3 separate regions of the Homo sapiens genome follow, and regions 1 and 3 are each linked to region 2. A link is a loop called in an ENCODE intact Hi-C map of the cell type or tissue named here. Cell type or tissue: mammary epithelial cell. All regions are shown on one strand.

What was found. A loop is a pair of places that touch in the nucleus more often than their neighbours do. Peaks named below come from ENCODE experiments on the same cell type or tissue, not always from the same donor. Only the 100,000 strongest peaks of a DNase experiment are listed, where the experiment ranks them.
Region 1: it touches region 2 in a loop (9-fold over the local background); 5 of 110 quality-filtered maps call a loop at or near these places.
Region 3: a loop joins it to region 2, with 9 times the contacts of the local background. A loop is called at or near these places in 3 of 110 quality-filtered maps.

Annotation. Positions count from the first base shown.
Region 1 is chr1:60,967,039-60,975,038 of GRCh38, forward strand. It overlaps NFIA-AS2 (NFIA antisense RNA 2), which reads right to left and starts at 3,702. Exons shown (of 7, transcript NR_110617.2): 1 at 3,510-3,702. In mammary epithelial cell, a CTCF peak has its summit at 3,205; DNase peaks (open chromatin) are centred at 3,793, 5,903 and 6,823; H3K27ac peaks cover 344 bases.
Region 2 is chr1:60,276,575-60,284,574 of GRCh38, forward strand. LOC105378761 (a long non-coding RNA gene) reads right to left here and starts at 521. Exons shown (of 3, transcript XR_947431.2): 1 at 141-521. LOC107985379 (a long non-coding RNA gene) reads left to right here and starts at 3,889. Exons shown (of 4, transcript XR_001738093.1): 1 at 3,889-4,044; 2 at 5,246-5,411. In mammary epithelial cell, a CTCF peak has its summit at 4,970; a DNase peak (open chromatin) is centred at 5,017.
Region 3 is chr1:61,584,360-61,592,359 of GRCh38, forward strand. No RefSeq gene overlaps it. Among named protein-coding and RNA genes, the nearest start is that of TM2D1, 140 kb to the right of the region's middle. RefSeq lists an enhancer at 3,402-5,877. In mammary epithelial cell, a CTCF peak has its summit at 4,502 (motif pointing left); a DNase peak (open chromatin) is centred at 4,502.

The sequences.
Region 1 (8,000 bases), 690 kb after region 2:
TTTACTGTATTAGTCCATTCTCGTGCTGCTAAAAAGGACTGCCTGAGACTGGGTAATTTATAAAAGAAAGAGGTTTAATTGACTCACAGTTCTGCATGGCTGAGGAGGCCTCAAGAAACTTACAATCATGGTGGAAGGGGAAGCAAACACGTCCTTCTTCATATGATGGCAGGAAGGGGAAGGGTCTAGCAAAATGGGGAAAAGCCCTTTATAAAACCACCAGATCTTGTGAGAACTCACTATCACAAGAACAGCAGCATGTGGGTAACTATTTCCAAGATTCAATTACCTCTCACTGGGTCCCTCCCACAACCTCCATGTGGGTATTATGGGAACTACAATTCCGGAAGAGATTTGGGTAGGGTCACAACAAACGACATCAGCATATCTATGACAAAGGATTAAATTCAGTTTAATTCAACAAGACTGCACTGGACCCTTATTCTAAGTAATACAAGCATAACTTAAGAATTATTCATCCAACAAATATTGAAAAAACAACACATGTGACTTACTGCGTTTTGGGAGACACATAGTTGATTTCGATCTAGATAACTCTCTCAAGGAAGCTGCAGTGTGGTAGGAATGATAAGACTTGTACATAGATAAGTAACACCAATGATAGAAAATGATAAATATCATTTTTAAAAAGAGAAGTGCAGATGGTGAAATTTAACAGGAAGGATAAGGAGATGACCAATTCCAGGAGATGGGCAAAATCTATTCACTGCCTCAGTTTCCCAATGCATTCATTCATTCACTCAATAAATACAACTTGAATCATTGCCCTATTCCAGATACTGTTAGAGTCAGGGATGAAAACTAGACTAGAAGAGAGAGAGAGATGACAATTCCCTGGAATTAATACCTTAATATAGGTATATACGAGATACGGAGGGAAGAGAGAGGAGGGAACTTCCCAGCCTGCCTGTGGTGAGGGTCAGTTAGCAAAGGAAAGTTTTGTCAAGGAAATGACCCTTTGCTGAGTGTGGAAGAAAAGGGAACATCTCAGGAGAAAGAAGGGGGAAGCCACAGCACTCTAGGCAGGAAGATAACAAAGATTCTCAAAGGGAGAGACAGGGTGCATGTGGGCAGAGGGTGGGGGACAAGGCAGGGGCGGAGGCATAGGGAGCCTCTGCCAGTTTTCTCAGGGAAATGGGAGGTGAGGTTGACAGACAAGGAGGGGAGGTGGTGTGGTTTGGGGAACTGAAAAGGCAAGATAGGCTCTGGAAGGCTTCTCTGGGAAATGCAAGAAGATACTAATAAAGAACAAATAAAAGACAGTTCCAAAGTAGAAACCACAAATTTTTATGTGGCATTAACTACACATCATAATGCAAAATACTCCAAAAATACTTAGTGCTCTGGGCATGAGAGTAGAGAAAGTGGAGAGAACACATCATTGGACAGACAGAGCATGTGCGTGTGCAAGGGAAGGGGAGGGGTGCCATGAAGAGTTCAAATGCAAGTGTGTGGAGTCTGTCCTGCCTGATGGACTGAGAGAAAGTGGATCAAGGAGTTGGAGCTGGAATGGCAAATAGTTTTCATCTCACGCATCAACTCCAGTTGATGGAACCTGTGCTGAGAAGGATCCCAAAGCAACCTCTGGGTTTAATAGGAGAGTGGCATGATCAGTCTGTGAGGTTCTCAATGAGCTGGAAAGAGTGGCAACAATCACACCAGGCATTGGCCATCTCTGGACCAGAGGCCAGACAAGGCTGTGAGAAGAGAGAGGAGTAAGAGAAGTAGCAGGACAGGGGGCTGTGGCCAGAGTGAGATGTTGGAAGGTGAGGTTTCGTGAAGACATCAAGGCCTAGAACATGGCTAGGGAAAAGTTTGGCTGACTGAAGAACAAGGCACAATCTAGTGTTCAAATACCTTCATGCTGCTGCTCTTGCCTCACTGAAGAGGTAAAGTGTCTTCAGAAGACATGTGACATAAGGGAATGGTGGATGGTTGAAGAAACACTTGGCTGTTCTAATGTAAACAGAAGAAGGAGTGGGAAGCTCTCATTTCTCCATCATTATCAGGCTCTGTTCTCAGGAAGCCAGAGAAACCTATGGCATGCTGCCTATGCAGGCCTCCTCCAGACCCATGGCTCAGACAGACCCGCCTGAACTCCAGCAGAGAAACAAGCCCCTGACCATTCCCTTCATCAGGGCAGGCAGGATGCAAGCCAACAGCTTCTCCTCCAGTGAGCCAATCCCATTACTTTTTTCCTTTTTAACTTTGTAAGAACACGTAACATGAGGGCCACCTTCTTAGCAAAATTTTAAGCACACAATACAGTATTATTGACCATAGGTAAAGCGTTGTACAGCAGATCTCTAGAACTCACTCATCTTGCTTAACTAAAACTGTATGTCCATTGATTAACAACTGTTCATTTCTCACTCCACCTAGCTCCTGGCAACCACCATTGCACTCTTTGATTCTACGAATTTGGCAATTTTAGATACCCCACATAAGTGGAATCATGCAGTTTCGTCTTTCTCTGAGTGGTTTATTTCATTTAGTATAATGTCCTCAAGATTCATCCATGTTGTCACATATTTTAGAGTTTCTTTTTTAAGGCTAAGTAATATTCTGGGATGTGTGTGTATGTGTGTGTGTGTTCCACATTTTCTTTATCCATTGATCTGTTGTTGGATATTTAGTTCATTTCTACATCTTGGCTATTGTGTATAGTGCTGCAATGAACATGGGAGTACTAATATCTCTTCAAGATCCTCATTTCAATTCTTTTGGATAAATACCCTGTGGGACTGCTGGATCATATGGTAATTCTATTTTTAATTTTTTGAGGAACCTCCATACTGTTTTCCATAGCAGCTGCACCATTTGGCATTCCCACCAACAGCATGCAGGGTTCCAACTTTCCCACATCCTTGCCTGAATCTCTTTTTGGATTCCGGAGTGACAGTGTCTCAGGATCTTGGCGGGGAAGGACCATCACCTCCTCATAATCCGTGCCACTCTGGAGGGCTGAGCACACAGTTCTCCTTGTTTCCCTGTTTGCCAGCTTGCCTTGTGGATAAATGCAGAGAAGGATTCAGGATTGGAGGGAAGGGTGAATTCACGGCCCTACAGAGCATGTCTAAAAGCATTTGTCAAAAAAAGAGTTAATGACTGCTTCTCTGCGGGAAGCCCTAAAGAAATGAGTGTCCTGAAGTGTAGAACATTCGCTTTTACGGTAGGTGGTGTTATTGTTACATGTTCATACAGACAGTGCTAATTAACAATCCTAAAGGCCACATCATTAAATTATTTCTCCGCTAAAAACCCTATGATGTTTAATGCGTCCCAGCAATTCAATTATATCTAAAACACTGGCCTGAACGGCAGGCACTATTCTGTGGCTGACAAAGTGCAAGTTGCTCTTAAGAACAGGTGAAGCTTAACAAGGAAAGAACAACATCTGACAAACTACCTCCCTGCTCTTCTCCCTAACATACACCCTAAGAATAAAAACAACAGTGATATTCCAAGAAAATTAACGTGGGTCTTACCTTTGCTAGGCTGGCGATGAAATATAGGCTTTACCAAATTTTCTGTGAAGAATCTGACAAGATTTTCTTAAAAGATTTCACCCAAAATAATCAAATCAGTGCCCTCAGATCTATTTAAGGTCCATCGGGTTTCACTGTTTTTTCTCTGGATCCTACCACCCATCCTTTGTCATTTCTAACCACTGCAAATTGCATTTTGGGTTTGAACTTGGGGTGACTTCATGGCTTTGGTCTGGGTTTTTCCTGGATGTGTATCACAGTCAGCAGAGAGCACTTTGAAGAGCACACAAAGCCTCTTTGTCTCCCACTCAGTGAAATATCTCAAGTACAGAGCACAGTGAAAAAGGGCTTCTTTCCAGCTTAAACACACACACACACACACACACACACACACACACACACACACACACACAAAAGAAGCTCTTGCCCTTCCCTGCCGCCCCCAGCTGCTGTGGTGAGACAGTCTCTGCACAGGCACAGGGCCCAGTGCAACTGGCCAAGTGGCCTCAGTCCTCTGGACAAGGCTTGGCAGGCAGCACCATGACAGAACCTCCTGCTTGGAAGGTGTTGGTGCCGAGACTGCATCTGGGAGCAGCACATATGTGATTCCACTAGTTTTTACACAAAGAGGCAGACTATGCCAGTGGCCAGCTGGCCAGCTGGGCACTCATCTGCAACCTTAGAAGCAGGAGTCAGGGAGCAACCCACTGATCCTCTTGTCATGGTCTTCCCAAGTGCCCAGTTTCCACATAAACCATTTCCTCATCACTCTCCTCCCTAACACTATCCCAACAGTACCCTCAAGGAGGCCCCACTCAGCTCTATGAGGACAGGGGGCTATGTATCTCCTTAGCTCCATACCACCAAGCACACTGCCTTACATGGAACACACTCTCAGTAAAGGTTTCTTGGATGGAAAGATGAATGAACAGATAGACAGATGGATGATGGGTGGGTGGATAAGTGTGTGCATGGATGGGTGTGTGCAGGGATGGGTGGGTGGATGGATGGGTGGGTGGATAGAAGAATCTTATAAACCATTGTTCGGATCCTGGCTCAAACATTTTCTTTTTGTGAGATCTTGGGAAAATTACCAAAACTAAGATACTACAAAACTAAGCCTTTTGGTTTTTTATCTGTACAAAGAATGATAGCAGTTACGGTGGAGATTGAGAAAATTCAGTAAGCACCTGATAGTAGGTGCTCTGTACACATTCATGGTTTTTACCCAGGAACTGTTTATAGATTATCAAGTCCCTTGCTTCTGTAGGAGGTCTTTCCTATCACTGTCGAATTCATTGCTCACTTGCATCTCTCCCAAAGGGATGGCAGAGGAAAGGTAGTAAAGGGTGCTTAGAGTGGAGTGAGGACTACAAGAGGGAGCACCAGTATTGACTGGGGATGCAGGGTTTCTAATTTTTCTAGCCCAGAAAAATTCAGACAGGCATGGTTTGGAGGAGACCTGGGTTCCAGTCAAGGCCCTGTCCCCAACTAGCTGGATAAACATGGCATGATCACCTCTCCCTTGTGGTCCTAGATTTCTTCTATGAGATAAACTCATATGATTGCATGAATGCTGAAGTCTCTTCAACTCCCAACTCTGTGATTCTATCCTTCGAGATCCACTTAACATCTTCTTACCTCCTCATTGAAGCCTGTCCTGACCATTCCTGCTGACAATAAATTCTCCCTCTTCTCAGAATCTGTGACTCTTGTCTGCGCTATGTGTCTGGAAATTAGTTCACTTCATAGCCTTGCAATGATGATGATAGCAAACTCTCAAATCATACTAACTGGAGGACCAGAGATTATTCTTAGCTACACACATACGCACACACACTTGAACATATGCATGCACATACACACACATACACACATAATCATTACATTCTCATAATACCTCTCTATGAAGTGAGCAATCTCAAAATCTCATTTTACAGATGAAAAACTGACACATAAACACACACAAAAAACTTACCCAAGACCAAACAGCTTTAAGCACTGGGCCAAGTATTTGAACCCAAGCAGGCATGACCTGCTGTTACCAGGCTGTCATAGGTCTCCTTGTTATTCAGCATCTCACTCCTCTCCCCAGTAGCTTCCCTAAGCATAGGGGCAGTGGGGTGCTGTGGCTAAGTCAAAGGACTCCCTGTCTAGACCACCTGTATGTGAACCCCAAATCTATTTTACTGCTTTGTACCTCTATTTTCCCATGCATAAAACAAGAGTAAAAAGTGCACTCCCTCGTAGGGTTGTTATGAGAATTAAATTAGTTACTCTAAGTAAAGCATTTAGACCAGACATTTGCTGTTATTGGGTGTAGGAGCCCAGCCTAAAACATCTCTGTAGTCTCTATGCCTCATACATAGGGAATGCTTTTGTGTTGACTCAGTCAAGAACATGGGAGGAGGAGTCAAACAGACCAAGTCCAGTCCTAGCTCAACCACAGATTAACTTTATGACCTTGAGCATGTCAGTTAGCTTCTGAGTCTCAGTTTTCTCATTTATAAAATGGGAATCACACGTGCTGCCCAGTGAATCCCACAAAGCTGTGCTACTCAATTCAACAAGACATATGTGTGCACCGTGCATAAACTATTAGATAAGTGGAAGGGTTTGTAACTAGTTTAGTCTAGATGAAACCACCGCCTGAGGATATCTGAAGGTCTCTGCTCGAGGGCTGTGGTCACCCTACTTCAAAAGCAGAAGGGACAGATCCCTTCAAAGGGGCCCTGTTTGTAGAACTCTTGCTAAGCCACATAATGTTATCACAAAAGCATGTTGCAGAGAGGACCTCCTGATTTTATCAAACTGGAGAAACCACCCTTCCATGCCCAATATGGGACAAGTCATGAGTTTTCAGCTGTGTATGGCTTTGTTCCAAGGCATACGAAGAGTTTTGCCTGCAATGACATATAGGTGCCCATTCGGTTTGTTGCAAGTTAGGAAGAAATTGATTTTACAGACCAGACAATATAATGAAAAGGGCATTTTTAGCTGTTTGCTATTTCCCTTTGGAGTTAGACACATTTATGTTTCGATGGCAATTTAATCACTTACAAGTTATATGACCTATTTAATTTATCTCAGCCTCACCTAGGACATTTGTGAAGATTAGAGACGTAGCACAGCTTGTGGCACATGAGAAATGTTCAGTGAATTTATTAGTCACTGTTGTTATCATTTCCCTCTTTATAGACTCCCAAGTTACATCGTTTCAGCCTGAACGCATGGACCCAAGAGCCCTCAAGCTCTGTCTTGCCTGTTCCTTCAACACATTGTTGAACTCTCCATGGTCTGAACTTTTCCTGACTCCTGCCAACAAACACTCCTTTGTCCCCCTCCCCATCAGACAGACCAGTGCCTGCTGAGACATGTGCCTCCTGATATGTTTCCCCATCCAGGTAACATTTGCTAAAAGACACTAACAATGGCTCTGAAAGATGCTAATTATGATCATTCTACGTCATACTGCTCCTGAATGCTTGCTTCCTAACTCATAAAATAGGATGCTAACATGCATCTCAAGGGCTTATCCTGATAATTAAAGAAGATCTTGCAACAGTTAGCTTTTGGTGCCTAACACATCATCCCACAACTTAGTGACTTATAATAAAAAAACATTTATTTAACTCACAGTCCTGTAGGTTTGTGATTTGGGCTGGTATCAGCTGTGCAGTTCTTCTGCTGGGTTCTTGATGCCTGGGCTCAGACCTCAAACTACATTAAGCTCACTACATTCAACTGGTCAAAACAAATCACAAGGCCAGCCCAGATTCAAGGAGTCGGGAAATAGACTCTGCCTCTTGATAAGAATTGCTTTAAATTATTGTGGCAATTTTTGCATTCCACCATAAGTAATAAATCTAAATCACCTGCTCCTCAAACTAATTTATTTGATTTCTCTCATATTTTTCATTCAGAAATCCTTGCAGGGCCTTTTATACGAAACTAAAAAACATTTATTGAGCCTTTACTATGTGGACAGAATTGCGCTAGGTATTGGGGAGGAAGGAAGGATTTAAGATATGTTTATGACAAAATCTCTGTCCTCAAGGTGCTTATAATCTCATTGGAGAAAATGTACATGCACAAAGATGAATTCTAAGGCCAGAGTAAAATACCAGTTTAAGGCAATAGTACAATAGCTGTCACAAGGGCAGGTATGATTAATTGCTAAGTCTATTGCACAGCCACCATCTCCTAAATCAGAGCACAGCAGGGGGAGATGGGTAGAGTCTGGGGTAGTCAGGGAAGGCTTGTCAAAGGAAAGAGGATTTAAGATGCGTCTTGAAAGACGGTTTGGTCCAAAGCACCAAACTCAAATGTCTCCCTGACATTCCCTTTCTATTCTTTCTATTCAGTTTCCCTGCTAGGGGGCCTTCTTTCAGAAAAGACTCCCTACAGTCGTAGCTTGTATGATTAAGCTCTCTTTCCAAATGCTGTAGGGAAAAATGAGGGAGATTCTAATCCTGGGAGCCATCTGTCAAA
Region 2 (8,000 bases):
CCCTACAGTTTGCATAGCTCTCTGACCATACATCCCTCCCCTACTGAGTTCAAATAAAGTTTCAAAATCATTTTCTCAATGTTTTTGCTCTAGGTAGTCACTACCAATCTATCAGAGTTGGCTCTCAAGTTGAAACTTACTTGTCATTCCAGATTCATAATCAGACTGTGACAAAGAGTCTCTCTGGCATGGCTTCTGATGTCTTTTTTAAATTAATTAATGCTTGGAATGTTGAAGTCAGCTAGAGGAAATATCAAGAACAGGAAGATTTCACACATTCATTCCAAAAACTTTCAGAAATTCATATAATTAAATGCATACGATGACCAAAGCACTTGGTGTCTACGAGTTTCCTTGTAGCTACTGAGCTGCATCTACAAGCTTCCTCAGTTCTCTGTGAGTTTTCATGACAACTCCTGCTATCTATAGCTATCTGCATCTGTCTTTCTAATATATAGGGGGGAAAGTCACTCTTAATAGCTTAGTCTTTGAGACTACATTTTGTATATCGTAAATTTTGTATATTGACTTTATGTTACATATGTTTAGGCTCGTTAACATTTATTTTTAGGCATTTCATATTGTTGATGTTATTGTAATTGTATCATTTTTATTTTAATTTTCATTATTTGTGGCTAGTGCATTAGTCAGTTTGGGCTATCATAATAAGATACCATACACTACGTGGCTTAAATAATGGAAATTTATTTACTCACAGTTCTGGAAGGTAGAAGTCCAAAATCAAGGTGCTAGCAGGATTAGTGTCTGGTGAGGCTTTTTTTTTTCCTGGCTTAAAGATGGCCACCTTCTCACTGTGTCCTCATGTGGCCTTTCCTCAGTGTACTCATGAGGGGGAGGGGAAGAGATATCCCTCCGGTATCTCTTCCTCTTCTTATAAGGACACCTGTTCTATTGGAGTAAGGCCAATTATGACCTCACTTAAACTTTATTACCCCAAGCACCCCTTTCTCCAAATACAGCCACATTGAAGGCCAGGGTTTCAACATATGAGTTTTAAGGGGACGGAATTCAATCCATAACAGCTGGTATACAAAAATAAAATTACTTCTTATATGCAGTAGTTCTCCTTTCCTCATAGGTTTGCTTTCCTCAGTTTCAGTTAGCTGTGGTCAACCTTGGTCTGAAAATAGGTGCATATAGTAACAATAGGATAGTTAGAGAGAGAGAGGGTCACATTCACATGACTTTTATTACAGTATATTACAATATATTGGCATAATTGTTCTATTTTATTATTAATTATTGCTGTTAATCTTTTACTCTGCACAATTCACTAAATTTCATCGTATGTATGTTTAGGAAAATATATTAGGCAGGGCACGGTGGCTCAAGCCTGTGATCCCAGCACTTTAGGAGGCCGAGATAGGTGGATCACCTGAGGTCAGGAGTTCGAGACCAGCCTGGCCAACATGACGAAACCACGTCTCTACTAAAAATACAAAAATTAGCCTGGCATGGTGGCAGGTGCCTGTAATCCCAGCTACTCAGGAGGCTGAGGCTGGAGAATCACTTGAATCCAGGAGGAGGAGTTTGGAATAAGCCAAGATCACACCACTGCACTCCAGCCTAGGAGACAGAGCGAAACTCCGTCTCAAAAAAAAAAAAAAAAAGGAAAAATATGTTGTATATTTAGGGTTTGGTACTATTCATGATTGTAGGCATCCACTTGGGGTTTTGAAACTTATCCCCTGCAAATAGGAGGAAACTATTGTTTCTGACTTGATATGAAGCCTTGCTAAACACGCATATTAGTTTTAGTAGCATTTTTGTAGATTACTTAGAATTTTTTACTTAGACCACTTTTTGATGGGGTTGTTTGTTTTTTTCTTGTAAATTTGTTTGAGTTCATTGTAGATTCTGGATATTAGCCCTTTGTCAGATGAGTAGGTTGCGAAAATTTTCTCCCATGTTGTAGGTTGCCTGTTCACTCTGATGGTAGTTTCTTTTGCTGTGCAGAAGCTCTTGAGTTTAATTAGATCCCATTTGTCAATTTTGGCTTTTGTTGCCATTGCTTTTGGTGTTTTGGACATGAAGTCCTTGCCCACGCAGACACTTCTCAAAAGAAGACATTTATGCAGCCAAAAAACACATGAAGAAATGCTCATCATCACTGGCCATCAGAGAAATGCAAATCAAAACCACTATGAGATATCATCTCACACCAGTTAGAATGGCAATCATTAAAAAGTCAGGAAACAACAGGTGCTGGAGAGGATGTGGAGAAATAGGAACACTTTTACACTGTTGGTGGGACTGTAAACTAGTTCAACCATTGTGGAAGTCAGTGTGGCGATTCCTCAGGGATCTAGAACTAGAAATACCATTTGACCCAGCCATCCCATTACTGGGTATATACCCAAAGGACTATAAATCATGCTGCTATAAAGACACATGCACACGTATGTTTATTGCGGCACTATTCATAATAGCAAAGACTTGGAACCAACCCAAATGTCCAACAATGATAGACTGGATTAAGAAAATGTGGCACATATACACCATGGAATACTATGCAGCCATAAAAAACGATGAGTTCATGTCCTTTGTAGGGACATGGATGAAATTGGAAACCATCATTCTCAGTAAACTATCGCAAGAACAAAAAACCAAACACCGCATATTCTCACTCATAGGTGGGAATTGAACAATGAGATCACATGGACACAGGAAGGGGAATATCACACTCTGGGGACTGTGGTGGGGTCGGGGGAGGGGGGAGGGATAGCATTGGGAGATATACCTAATGCTAGATGACACGTTAGTGGGTGCAGCGCACCAGCGTGGCACATGTATACATATGTAACTAACCTGCACAATGTGCACATGTACCCTAAAACTTAGAGTATAATAAAAAAAAAAAATTTTAAAAAAAAAAAAAAGAATTTTTTACTTAGACAACCAGGCTGTCTGCAAATAGAGTTTTGCTTCTTTCTCTTCAATCTGAATGGGTTTCATTTCTTGTCCGACCTTCTTGCATTGGCTAATACCTTCATAGGACATTGAAGTGGTGAGATTGGACAGCCTTACACTTGAGCTTAAGAAAAAAGGCTTCAGTTTTTCCCCACCAATTGTGATGTTAGCAGAAGGTTTTTCAAGATGCCCTTAATCAGGTTGAAGTTGAGGAAAATCCCATTGATTATTAGTATGCCAGGAATTGTTAATAAGCTCCTTGAAGACACTTTGTCTCTTTCTCTTCATAATAATTGCACCAAGCAATCTCTTGCACATAGTAGGCATTCAATAAATAATTATGAATTATATTGAGAGGAAATTGATGAAATTTCATCAATTCTTTTGAAGAATCTAAAAGGGAAATATATTTTTGAAAAAACAAAGTCTGGACACATGACTCAACACATAGTCATTTTTTGCCTCATGATGAAAAGAATGCTTTATTTCTGTAATTTTTATTTGGTGCAGAGCTAGATATACAAGATTTGTGTGTGTATGTGTGTGTGTGTGAGAGAGAGAGAGAGATTGTCTTGTAAATGTAATTGCACTAAATGAATTGCATAAAGACTATTGCATTCTAGAAATGCAAAATAATATCAACAGACTGAATGAAACAATGGTATCAAAGACCACAATATATAACTTACCTATTTATAATCCAGTCCATCATATAATAATAACCTACATATAACCATCCGTATTTAATCTGGTCCTTTTAGAATTTTGAAATGCTCTCTAGAATTGCCTTTTTTTCTACTTCAATGAGAAATATGTGTGATTTGTTCAGCTGCTGTCTCTCTGCCATCCCCACCCCCAGCACTGTGCAACACAGCCCCTTCTCTCAGCTGGCAAGCACAGGCCCCAGATGCCAAGCTGTGGAAGATATTTATCTGCTGCATCTGGTTCCTTAGCAGATTCGACAGGCCTCTGTGCTGGCAGCTTCAGAAATGCCTTTGGGCTTGTCACATGTTGAAAACTCCCAACTGGCTGTCTGAATTGGCAACCATGCTTTGGCTCACTGGAGAGAAGAGAGAAATGGTGCTTTTTGTCCATCTACTGATAACCTCTCATGTAAGTGATCGTTGGCTTCTGATCTGAAAAAGTACGTTCCCAAAGGGCAGTGCAGACTTTGGGGCTTAATTTCATCCTCCTGATACAAACTCACAAGTAGTATATGACTGAGTTTTGTTTCCTTGGCCAGAGAGGAAATCCCTAGCAATTTGGACCTCAGCATGTCTATCCTGAAATTAAATTCAGAAAGCGTCAGCATTTTAGAATTGGCATTTTAAAATTAAGAGTCAGCTAATCCATCCCCTTTATTTATCTGATGAAGAAACTCAGGCTCTGAAAGGCGAAGGGATTTGGCCAGGGTACACAGCAAGCAGGACAAAGGACGAGATTCACCCTGGGTGAATACTGGGAGTGGGGAAATACGAAAGCAAAAAGGAGCAGGTATTTCTGTTTGGAGAAGCTGTGGAGAAGGAACCCTTTGGAGACTGCATGGCAGGCTGTAGCAGAGCAGCGAGCCTGCAGACAGGGACACTTATGCCCTAAGGCTGATGCTGCCACATCCAAGCTAAGTGACCTTATGTAAGTGACCTAACCTCTAGGCCTGAGTTCCAACACCTGAAAACAAGAAGGAGTTAACCATAGTTCCTAATTTATTTGATTGTTGTGAGGATGAAATTAGATCACGCATAATGTACCTTACAAGGCTATGCTCATTTTTTTCAGTAAATGTTTATTGAGAGCTTACCATGTGGTAGACATTATTCAAAAGACTTGATAAATAATGATTCTCAATCATTTGGGACATGAAATCAGTAAATGAGGGCAGACCTGTAAAACCAGGACAAGAGAGTGAATTTCCGGAGTGGTTTCCTGTCGAGAGGCACGCAGACAGCGAGTGTGTTCTTACACATACACACAATGCATCTACGGCCGCAGCATTTGTTCTAATTCCCTGAGCTGCAGTGAGCTCTGGATTCCAGCAGGGGACATCCATAGCCCAGACAAGGGAAACTGGGGCCAGCTCAGCCTTAGAGGTGATGAATGAAAATGATAAATCACTCAGACATGAGCCTGAGACTGGCCTGTTCTGATACTCATTCCATAAAGACGAAAGTTCTGGAAGGGATGACCCTCACAGGCTTCGTTAGCTCTGAGTTTGTAGAATGTCAATGAATTTCAAGTTCTCTTAATCCTGAATTTGCAAGCTGAGGTCCCGTGGAGTTTTGTCCATGTTAAAGGGACATAATTCCTTTCTCCCCAGGGCAGATCAAAGGAACCAGGTTTTGATGACTTACAGCTCACACAAGGTCATCCTGGGAAAACAGATCCTGAGAAGTACTGCAGAGCTTGTGAAGTACTGCACTGGCTGGTGTCTGGATTCTAGAGTTTATGATCTGCTCCAAAGCCAGAGAGGTGATGACTAGAAGGTAGATATGAATTGGGGACAGTGGTGTGCTGATAAATATTTAACAACCAGCTCCCTGGGGGAAAAATATGTGCATATGTACATGTACATAAGTTTATTATACATTTCACTCATATACAGGACAAGTAGCACACAATTTACATGTTATATATATAAAATATACAATAATCTTTATTATAAATTCCATATAGCTAATTGATTCTCATAGAATACATTAGTTAATTTCTGTTGAACTCTTGTATTCATGGCCAAGCTATTATTGCAATCCAACCATTATTTGACAATATCAGCCTGCAAATAAACGTTTAAATACTGTCTGGTTCAGCAAAAATGTCTCTTACTTCACTGATCAACAAGTGTGATTGTGAAATGAATGGTGCTTGATATTTTCATTTATGTTAACTGGGAGCAAAAAAGTGAATGGACAAAGGCATATATTAAAACTTCACTTGTTTGTTAATGGTATTAGCCGAATCTTTGTTAAATTCACTAATAGTGTTAAATCCACTAATACTGAAAAATATTTCCTGTTATTTATGTTGTTTATGACTCAATAGTCACAGACAGAATACAGCATTATTAACCTATCAAGTCTAGCGAAATCATCAAAACAATACATCAAGCCCTGACTTACAGCATTTGCCAATTTTCATGGTATAAATATTTCCACCATGGTTGATTTCAAAATCAAGGTAATGTCATTGAACACGAAATTGAAAAGAGATTCATAGTAGTATATCATTACATAACGTTTCTACCATATGCTTAAAATAGACATAACCTCAAAAACTTAATAAAATATAGTAAATTAATTATGAAGTTATGGATTTTAAAATGTTTTCATTGTTACATATTTGTATATACTTATGGGGTACATGTGTAGAAAGTGATGGATTTTATTTACTTTCTTATTCACAAAACCTAGAGAATAATCAATCTTATTTTAAAAATATCTACCTTACATAGTGTTTAAAACACAGTAACATTTGTTGCATAATAATTATAATTATAAAGGAGGGGAAAAAAACAAGAGCCAGGTGAGCATCTAAAAAACAACTTTATCTAAAATGTTAAAAAAATTATGGAGAAATTATCATATACAAGTCACTGTCCTAAAACCTTTATATGAATTAAATTATATAATCATCACATTGATTATAAGGGGCATATATTATTTCCCCCAGATGAGAGTCTCTATCTAACAGATTAGAATATAAGTCTCAGCGGAGTAAAGTGACTTGCTCAAGTACATCCAGCTAGCAAACAGTAAGGCCAGGATAAGAAAACAATCTGACTTTAAGGATTGTGCAACAAACAAGATATCAGCAGTTAACAAAATGTTGGTCTGGAAAAATAAAATAAAATAGCAATTGGTCTGGGAGGAAGCCTGAACTTGAAAGTGACATCTACCCTTGGTTCTGCTGTATGAATTTGAACAAATCATATCACTTATCTGAACTTGCTACATAAATAAAGCTGGATTTTTGTGAGTCTATGAAATGTACCCTATTCCATTTTAAAGCTGTGATGCTAGGGGCAGAATGGATTGCTAAAGAAGATGGTGTGATCTGGCTGCTAGTAACATCACAAATAACAACAGCTCATATGATGGAATGATATTTGGAATTAACCACTGTGTCCAATTCTTATTTACCATATCTCCCTTGGTAGGGTAAATAAGAATTACCATTCTTCCTGTATTCCTCATCCCAAAGCAAGTTTTTAGATCAGAAGCAGAGTACCATATGAGAAATTTTTTGTTGTTCAATTTAAAGATCTATGGTCAAGGTGTTAGGAGCAAGAGATCTGTTCCTTCCCTTGACTATCTGAAGGTTCCACAGTAAAGCTGATAATCAGGCAGGCATAGAGTCTACAAAGGGAGAATGCTGACTCATTGGGAGCAAATGTCCTGCAGCTGCTGGTGCCAGGGAGCAGCACAAGGCCATGGAAGGCCTTTCTGGGATAGCAGATTTTCTGTTTGAGAAAGCACGGTACATCGCTTGGAAAATTAGGTGATCCTTCTCACTGTAGCCTGATAAGGATGACCTGCTGACTATATCTAGATCATTGCCCATTGCCCAGCAACATGTCAGTTCCCTGTCTCTCCGTCCCATGGAGAGTTTTCCACCCATTTTCAATGGTCCAGAGCACTGTTAAGCCTCTGGAATCTGTTGTGGGGCCCTGGACATAGAAGGATGAGTCAACTTGCTAGGGCAAAGGAGAACTGGACCAGAGAAACTGAAGCTCTATTAGGAGCTCAGACACCAGTGGGACACATCTCCCACCCTCCTCTTATCTAGCACTCTGTGCACTCATATTATACACATCCCTTGAGATGTATTTGATCCCATTGGGACTCTGGACATACCTCTATCACAGCACTTTTTACTTTGTGTGCTTTCTTCCCATAGAATGTGGGCTACTTCAGAGAACTATTTGTGTCTTACTTCATGTTGTATCTGTAGAACTCAGTATAGCAACTAGAATAAAGAAGGTGCTGAAAGAAAATAACAAAACTGTAGAATGAATGAATAAACTCTAAGGGGAAGGAAGTATTAATAGGATACTCGGTTAACAGATGAGGAAATTG
Region 3 (8,000 bases), 1.3 Mb after region 2:
TAATCATAACCCTGTGAGGTAGCTTTTGTGCCCATTGTATGGATGAGGAACCAGAACTCAAAAACATCAAAATATGTACCTGCAGCTCACAACTGATAGCACAATCCATCGGAGTCTGCAGATCAAATCCATCCCGCCACTCACTCCTTTGCATTGTCAGGGAAGGAGGAAAGTGAAGACTGAAGCTTAGCTGGAAGGATAGATAGAATTTAAATGCTTCCTTCAAAACAAGAAGCCTGCAAAGCAGAGAAATAGTCCTATCTGTCTGGGAGGCAGCCTGCTGCAGTTGACTTGAACAGCTCTTTGAGGCCACTGTCGCTTCTGAGCCATAGCTGATTTAGAAAACAAGGCAAAGAAGACAGCAATGAGGCTATACCTCAAACCCTGCCCATCTGCACTAAAACACCTCCCACTGCCACTCTATCAAATGGACTTGGTCGTGGGTTTTGAGATTTTGCTAAAAATTCAGTATGGGTGAAGTGGCATGCTCCTGTAATCTCAGTTACTTGGGAGGCTGAGGCAGGGGGATCGCTTGAGACTAGGAGTTTGAGATCAGCCTGGGCAACATAGCGAGACCCTGTCTGAAAAAACAAAACAAAATAAAAATTCCAGCAGTATGAGTTGGGAAAGTTAATAGCTCTTTGAGCATCAGTTTCTTCTTTTGTAAATAAAAAGAAATATGCCTGATTCACATTTTGTTGAGAAGACTTAATGTGCTAATTTTATAAAACACCTAGCACAATGCCTGGCACAGAGTAAGCATTCGATAAATATGCGATCCCTTTCCCTCCACACAGTTGCACAGTTGCCTCCCTCGCTGGACTGTCATATGCATATATGCATCTTTGTGTCCCCAGCTACTAGTACAGTACCTGGCAAAGAGTGCTAAAGTACCTGGGAAAGAGACAGGTAAACTCTGTCTACATACAGTGCTGATTCATTACTCTGGGCTCAGAAATACTTCTTAGGTTAAATAAAACAAGTATATATGCACATGCATAAATCCATTGTAGTGTCAAGTCAGCGTGTGCTTTCTCAGGGCTGGTCATCCCATGCACATAAAGAAGCGCCAACTCTCTGGCAAGGCATCCTGGTGGGCCACTCTCTCAGTCTGAAAGCTGCCTTGATTTGTTTACTTCAACAAGGTTTCATCTTTCTGCCATGTTTTCTTTTTCATTCTGGTGCGCTGTGTGTCCCATTACCTTAACAAGTGATAGTGCTTGAGTTGCCACTAAGGGTCCGAAGGAAAAGTGTTGTGCTGGATGCCAGTGTTCATGGATTGTGGCAGCACAAGGCAAGTTCAGTCTAGGAAACAGGTAACAAAGCTCACGAGGCTGTTAGGGAGGTCTGATTTTTACGAAGGGCTTCGTGTCCATCACTGAAGCCTGGAGGATTGACTAGTAATTGTATGAATGGGATCTGGAAGGAACTATGGTCTGAGGCTTGTCATGACTTCAGGGGTTGGCACCGTACAAAGCCCCATAAGGATCACGCAAAGGCACCCAACCGTGCTAATTCACCCTTTCCGGGAACTCAGCTCCCCCGCCCAGTATTGCTTGCCAGGGTGTGCCCACAGGCACTCCCTGCATGTGGCTGCAGGAACCAACTATGAAATCCACCTATGTGTTTTCTAGTGAATCTGGCCCTGATTTTAGCAGACAGCACTAGCTGTCATCTGGTTTTTATTAAATTCCATAAGTAAGAGAGTAATTCACACTCTAAAATGTTACACTATGTAAATAGTGAGACTGATTGAAAACTATTTTGTTATTTTCTGCTTTTCTCTATTTTGTGAATTTTCTTTAATGAGCATTGAGTACTATTTTATATATATATGTTTACATATATGTTTATATATATGTTTATATATATATATATATGTTTTAATTCAAAGGATAATTCATGGCAGAAACAGAAGTATAGGGACAGAAATTTCCATTACCGGAGGCTTTGAGAACCATATTCCTGCAGCTCTAATGAACAGAAAGTCATTTCACTGGGATGTTTTCCTCCATTTTCTGTGAATTTGAGTGAGCTTCCTTCCAAGAATGCAATTGAAGACTGGGACATACATATTGTAACCAGTAGCATGAGTTATTGATTGAATTCCCTGGCACTTCCTTTAGTTTGAATTCTAGGTAGAGTTCTTGGAAAGTGATGGCTTTTCGAGAGCTGGGCTTCCCTAGCATGGAATGACAAGTCACATAACAGCTCTTTGTCCAGTCATATACTGAGCATCACCTGCGTATCAGGCACTGTGCTGGGCACCAAAGATGGAAAGATAATTCGTGTCTTCACTGTAGTAAGGTAGATAGGGGCCAGGCATGGTGGCTCACACCTGTAATCCCGGCACTTTGGGAGGCCGAGGCAGGCGGATCACCTGAGGTCAGGAGTTCAAGACCTGCCTGGCCAATGTGATGAATCCCCGCCTCTACTAAAAATACAAAAATTAGCTAGGCATGGTGGCGCGTGCCTGTAATCCCAGCTACTCAGGAGGCTGAGGCGAGAGAATCACTTGAACCTGGGAGGCAGATGTTGCAATGAGCCAAGATCATGCCATTGCACTCCAGTCTGCGTGACAAGAACGAAACTCAGTCTCAAAAATAATAATAATAAACAAGAAAAAAATAAGAAAGGTAGATAGGAACACAACATAGCTGTACTAGGGGTGAGTTATGTACAAGAGGGTGTGGGTGAGTGGCCAGAGCAGGTTTCACAGAGGCCAGGACATGTCAACAGTCTTCACTTTAGAGTAGGAATTTGCTAAGAAGACCAGAAGTCTGGTTGGCTGGCAAAGAGATGGGTCAGGGTAAGGGGAGTCCAGCAGAAGGAAAAGTATGCATACAAGCATGGAAGCATGAACTGGCTGGCCTGTGGGATCGTCATGACCCCAGGATCAAACTCATATAAGTTTCTCCAAGACATAACAGTTCTTGTCTCAAGTAAGACACTAGGAGAGTAGGCCACTAGGAGCCCCAATTCCATCAAACACCTCCTAGCCCTGTCATGCACCCAGCATAAGCACAGGGGATGATACAAGAAAACAGTGTGATATCACCATCCCAAGTTGCTGCGGATCAGAGAGCTGTCTTACTGTGATGCTTAATTTTTGGTGAACTTACAGAAAAAAATTCAAAAAGTCTGAGGCTGCCCATTAGGAATGAGAAATTGCATATGAGGGTTAGCATGCTAATTATGTTTTGTGTAACCTACTGGACACACTGGGATGGCTTTTCCTGAAAGAAATTATCTGAGTCCTACCTTACCACCTAGACAAACGGGAAAGGAAAGGGGGTTGATTCCACCAACAGTGTGTGCTTGTGACTTAGGCGGCTTTCCAGTCGAAGAAATACAAATAATTGTAAGGCAATTTTAATCTTTACTGAACTCTCTTGAAGCCTATCAAACGGAATCCCAAATGCACAGCAAAACATCTTAAAATTGCCTTTCCCTATCTCTCTCAAGTCATATATATCACACGTTTATGGCTCTCTCCTCCTAATTTTTTTCCTCCCTCTTTCCATATTCCTCCCAAACTCTCTTAAGCTCAACTACAAGAACACTTGTCTTTTCACCCCAGCCCCATTCCCCGCTTTCTGGATTTATTCCTCTGGTGGCTAGTAGATCTCTCTCCTTTCTAAAGTAAATCAATTTCACATTTCTGCCCCCCTACACCAATCAACACCACATTATTTTTATATTTGTGGCAGAGGTTTAATAGGTAGAACAAGGGGATGCTTTGCAGAGGCTAGAACACTCAAGAGAAAGATTTGTTTTCTTTGTCATTTGAACAGCAAGCATATATAAACCATGCTGGTAAAGTTTCTTTCTGGTGGCTCCCATATTTTAGGTTACTGGCCACCCTAAAAACCTAAGCCCTAAAAACCTGTTACCTTCCCATGTAACAGAAGCTTAATGTAAATGACTTTCATAAGCCTGTATTCCTTTAACTTATTTTTTTCTTCTTTATCCATAGCAGATTTAAGTCTGGATTCCTTGACTCATCCAAAGTGGTTAAGTGCAAGAATGCTATTTTTTTTTAATGCCTGTCTTCCCCATTAACTCCCAGAGGGCAGGGGTATTGGCCATCTAGGTGACCATTAGCACTGTCCCTGGAAAATGGAATACACTCATTAATTCTTATATTTAGCATTTGTTGAAGGGAATTTGAATGTGAGCATAAATTTCTTAAAGGATCTTTCAGTCCCTTGAACAAAGTGTGAACCAAGTGTCATCCAAGTTATACAACATGGAGTACATACAATTGCATTTCACTCTAATTCAAGCCTAAGAACAGGTGACCCAAGAAGCAATCTCAACCCCTCAAAGATTTTTCTCCAATACCTAATCTGCAAGCCAAGGATCTTTGGGGTACAGAAAAAGTCATTTTTTTTTCTTTCCTTTGAGGGAAGTGACAGATACAAAGTTTTCATACTCAGCTCCTAACTGCCCCCAGCTCATCCTGGCAGCTGAAGAGTTAATCTGCTGCCACCTAGTGGTTCTTGGCCAACCTGCGGGAACCCCAGCTCACATAAGGTGAGGGTGAATGGGGTGGGTGTGGACTGTCTCCATGAAGAGGACAAGGTTCTCAAGTGGCTTTGTCTTCCCACCCCCAAAGTTTATCTCTCTCTTTCTCTCTCTCTCTCTCTCTTTCTCTCCCTCTCTCTCTCTGTCTCCCCCTCTCTCTCTCTCTCTTCTCTCCTCTCTCCTCTCTCCTCTTTCTCTCTCTCTCTCCCCTTCTCTGGGGCCTGTTTCCTGTAGACCTGAGGCAAAGCAGTAGTTCAGGCTGGGATTTCTTGCAAGTTTTCCACTGTGGGGTGCCGCAACAGCTGTGACCCTGGCTTGATTTTGATGTAGACTTCAAGGGCGCCGTCCCCAGCGGGGAGAACATTTTTACCTCAGGAGCCTATTCACATTGGTAGCCTTGGCAGGGAAAGTTCCAGAAGCTTTGATTACACAAATACCTTTGCTAGGTACAGGCCCGTCTTGGCAACCTGGGGAGAGAGAATGTGCACATGGGCTGATTAAACCAAACGACCCGTTTCCTTTGCCGGGGCTGGGGGCTGGGGGTCTTCGGCTTGGAAATGATTTTTTCCTTGGCTGTGTTGCCTGGAAACTTTGAGGGTTTAATTAGGACTGGGGAGGTTTTTGGCTCCCGCAGCTGCCTCTGCTCTCCCCCAGGGTTACTGAGTGAGAATGTGTGCATGCGTGTGTGTGTGTGTGTGCGCGCGCGCGTGTGTGTGTGTGTGTGTCCCCTGCAGTGCAGGCCAAAGCCGTCTGGAGAAGTTAATTGTGTACCAAGGCAGATGTGGCTCTTTTTATTTCAATTGATTTCAGTTAATAACTTTTAACCTCCGAACCGCAGTGAGGCTGCGTGTGGTTTATGTATCATGTACTGGAGCCCAGACAACTGAGTGGAAATGGTAGCTATTACCTTACTGCCGCCATCCATCTAGGGCCAATCATTGGAAACTTTTCTAAATGTTCTCAAGCAAATCCAGAAAGGACATCCTCCATCAGTGTCTCTCTGGCTCTGTGAATTCCTAGGAAGAAGTAAGACAAGAGCCGGCCCGCCCCAAAGCAGTTATCTTATTTGGTCAGGAGGAAAAAGTTGGAGTAAACAAATTAAAATGAAACATTTTTCATCCTTTATTGACTTCAGTATTCTTTTTATTAACCTCAACATTACCAAGCAGTTACTCTCCCATTTGGAGACTTGGAGAAAGAAGAAGAATTTTCTTTTCTGCTTTTCTTTGATATGTATATATGTTTGTATTTATTTTTCAACTACCAATGTTATACACAAACATGTTCTGGTTATATAAGGATTAAATACAGAAGTATAAGCCCCCTTGCTCACAGGCAGATTTTCCAGCTGGGGTCAAGGCAGGTGCAGGCGCATTGTGACCCACCCTTTTTCTTCCTTCCCTCCCTTTTTTCTTTTCTGCTTTCCTTTCCTCCTTCCTTCAGAGGAAGATTCAGAGACACAGGTCTTTCCTTCATGGAGCATGTGGAAATGAGCTCCCACATACCATGTGTATTTGTTTGCTAGGCCTGCTGTAAGAAGATACCACACAAAGGTCTAATATCCAGCATCTATAAGGAACTTAAACAAATTTACAAGAAGAAAACAACCCCATTAAAAAGTGGGCAAAGGACATGAACAGATACTTCTCAAAACAAGACATACATGTGGCCAACAAGCATATGAAAAAAAAGCTCAATATCACTGATCATTAGAGAAATGCAAGTCAAAACCATAATGAAATACCATCTCACACCAGCCAGAATGGCTACTATTAAAAAGTCAAAAAATAACAGGTGTTGGCAAGGTTGTGGAGAAAAGGGAACGCTTATACACTATTTGTGGGAGTGTAGATTAGTTCAACCATTGTGGAAAACAGTGTGGCAATTCCTCAAAGAGCTAAAAACAGAACTACCATTTGACTCAGCAATCCCACTACTGGGTAGGTACCCAGAGGACTGTAAATCATTCTACCATAACAACACATGCACACGAATGTTCATTGCAGCACTATTCACAATAGTAAAGGCATAGAATCAATCTAAATGCCTATCAGTGAGACTGGATGAAGAAAACATGGTACATATACACCATGGAATATTATACAGCCATAAAAAAAGAACAAGATCATGTCTTTTGAAGGAACATGGATGAAGCTAGAGGCTATTATCCTTAGAAAACTAATGCAGGAACAGAAAACCAAATACTACATGCTCTTACTTGTAAGTGGGGGCTGAAAGATAAGAATTTATAAACACAAAGAAGGAAACAAAGACGCTGGGGTCTACTTGAGCAGGGAGGGTGAGAGAAGGGAGAGGAGCAGAAAGGATAACTATTGGATACCGGGCTTAATACCTGGGTGATAAAATAATATGTACAACAAACCCCTGTTACCGGTGTTTACCTATGTAACAAACCTGCACGTGTATCCCCGAACTCAAAATAAAAGTTAAAAAAAATAAAAATACGACGAGTAAAAAAAAAAGAAAAAAAGAAAGTACCACAGACTGGGTGGCTTAGACAAGAGCAATGTGTTGTCTCACAGTTCCAGAGGCAGGGTTGATTCCTTCTGCGGGCTGTGAGGGAGGCTCTGTTCCACGCCTCTCCCTGCTCCTGTGGTTCGCTGGCAATCTTTGCTGTTCCTTGACTCGTAGACACATCGCCCTGATCTCTGCCTTCGTTTTCACATAGCTTTCTTCCTGGCACTGGGAGTGACATGACTTGACTGTTTTCTAGGGAACCCTCACTTTAGGCTTCTCCTCTTGAGTTGGTCAGATGCCCAGAGAAGACTCTTCAATCCCCTATTTGAAGAATGTGTGTGCCTGGCTGCTGTGTTCCGGGAGCCAAGTGTGAGAAGAAGGCTGGAACCCAAATATTCAGTCTGCTCCTCTGTAGTCTTTAATCCCTCTGTTTTCAGTACAGCATCCTCCCAGACCTCCGCACTCTCTGGCTTCTCTAGTTCAGAAATCCCCTGGTTACTGTCTCTAGAAAATAAATCTCTCCTACCATTTACGGCAGTGGAGAAGGAGCCATGTGACTGCGTGGCATGAGGGGATAGGGCACGGGGAGAGATCTAACTGCTTCTAAAACCCTTTCCACCCACCCTCCTTTTTCAGCCCCATCTTCACTCTCACCTCCAGAGGTACCAGATGCCACCAGTCCTGCGCTGTTTCACTGCTCTGAATGTGAACCGAGTTGCTTTTGGCGTTTCCCACTGCAGGCTCCGTGTGCAGTTTGATGGGGTCTGGCAGGCCGGTCGCCAGTCTTCCACAGCATTTTAACTTTCAACATTTTGCTGCTTTCTTTGTTTCCACTTTCTTTGTTTTTGTGTTAGTGGGTTTCAGGAAGAAAGAGAGCTAAATACATGTGTCCAATTTTCCAGCTTTACCTTTAAGGCCATTCTTGTGTTTTAAGCAGCATGTTCCAGAGACATTCTCAAACCCAAAAGGAGTCATCCTATCCCTGGGTTATCTGG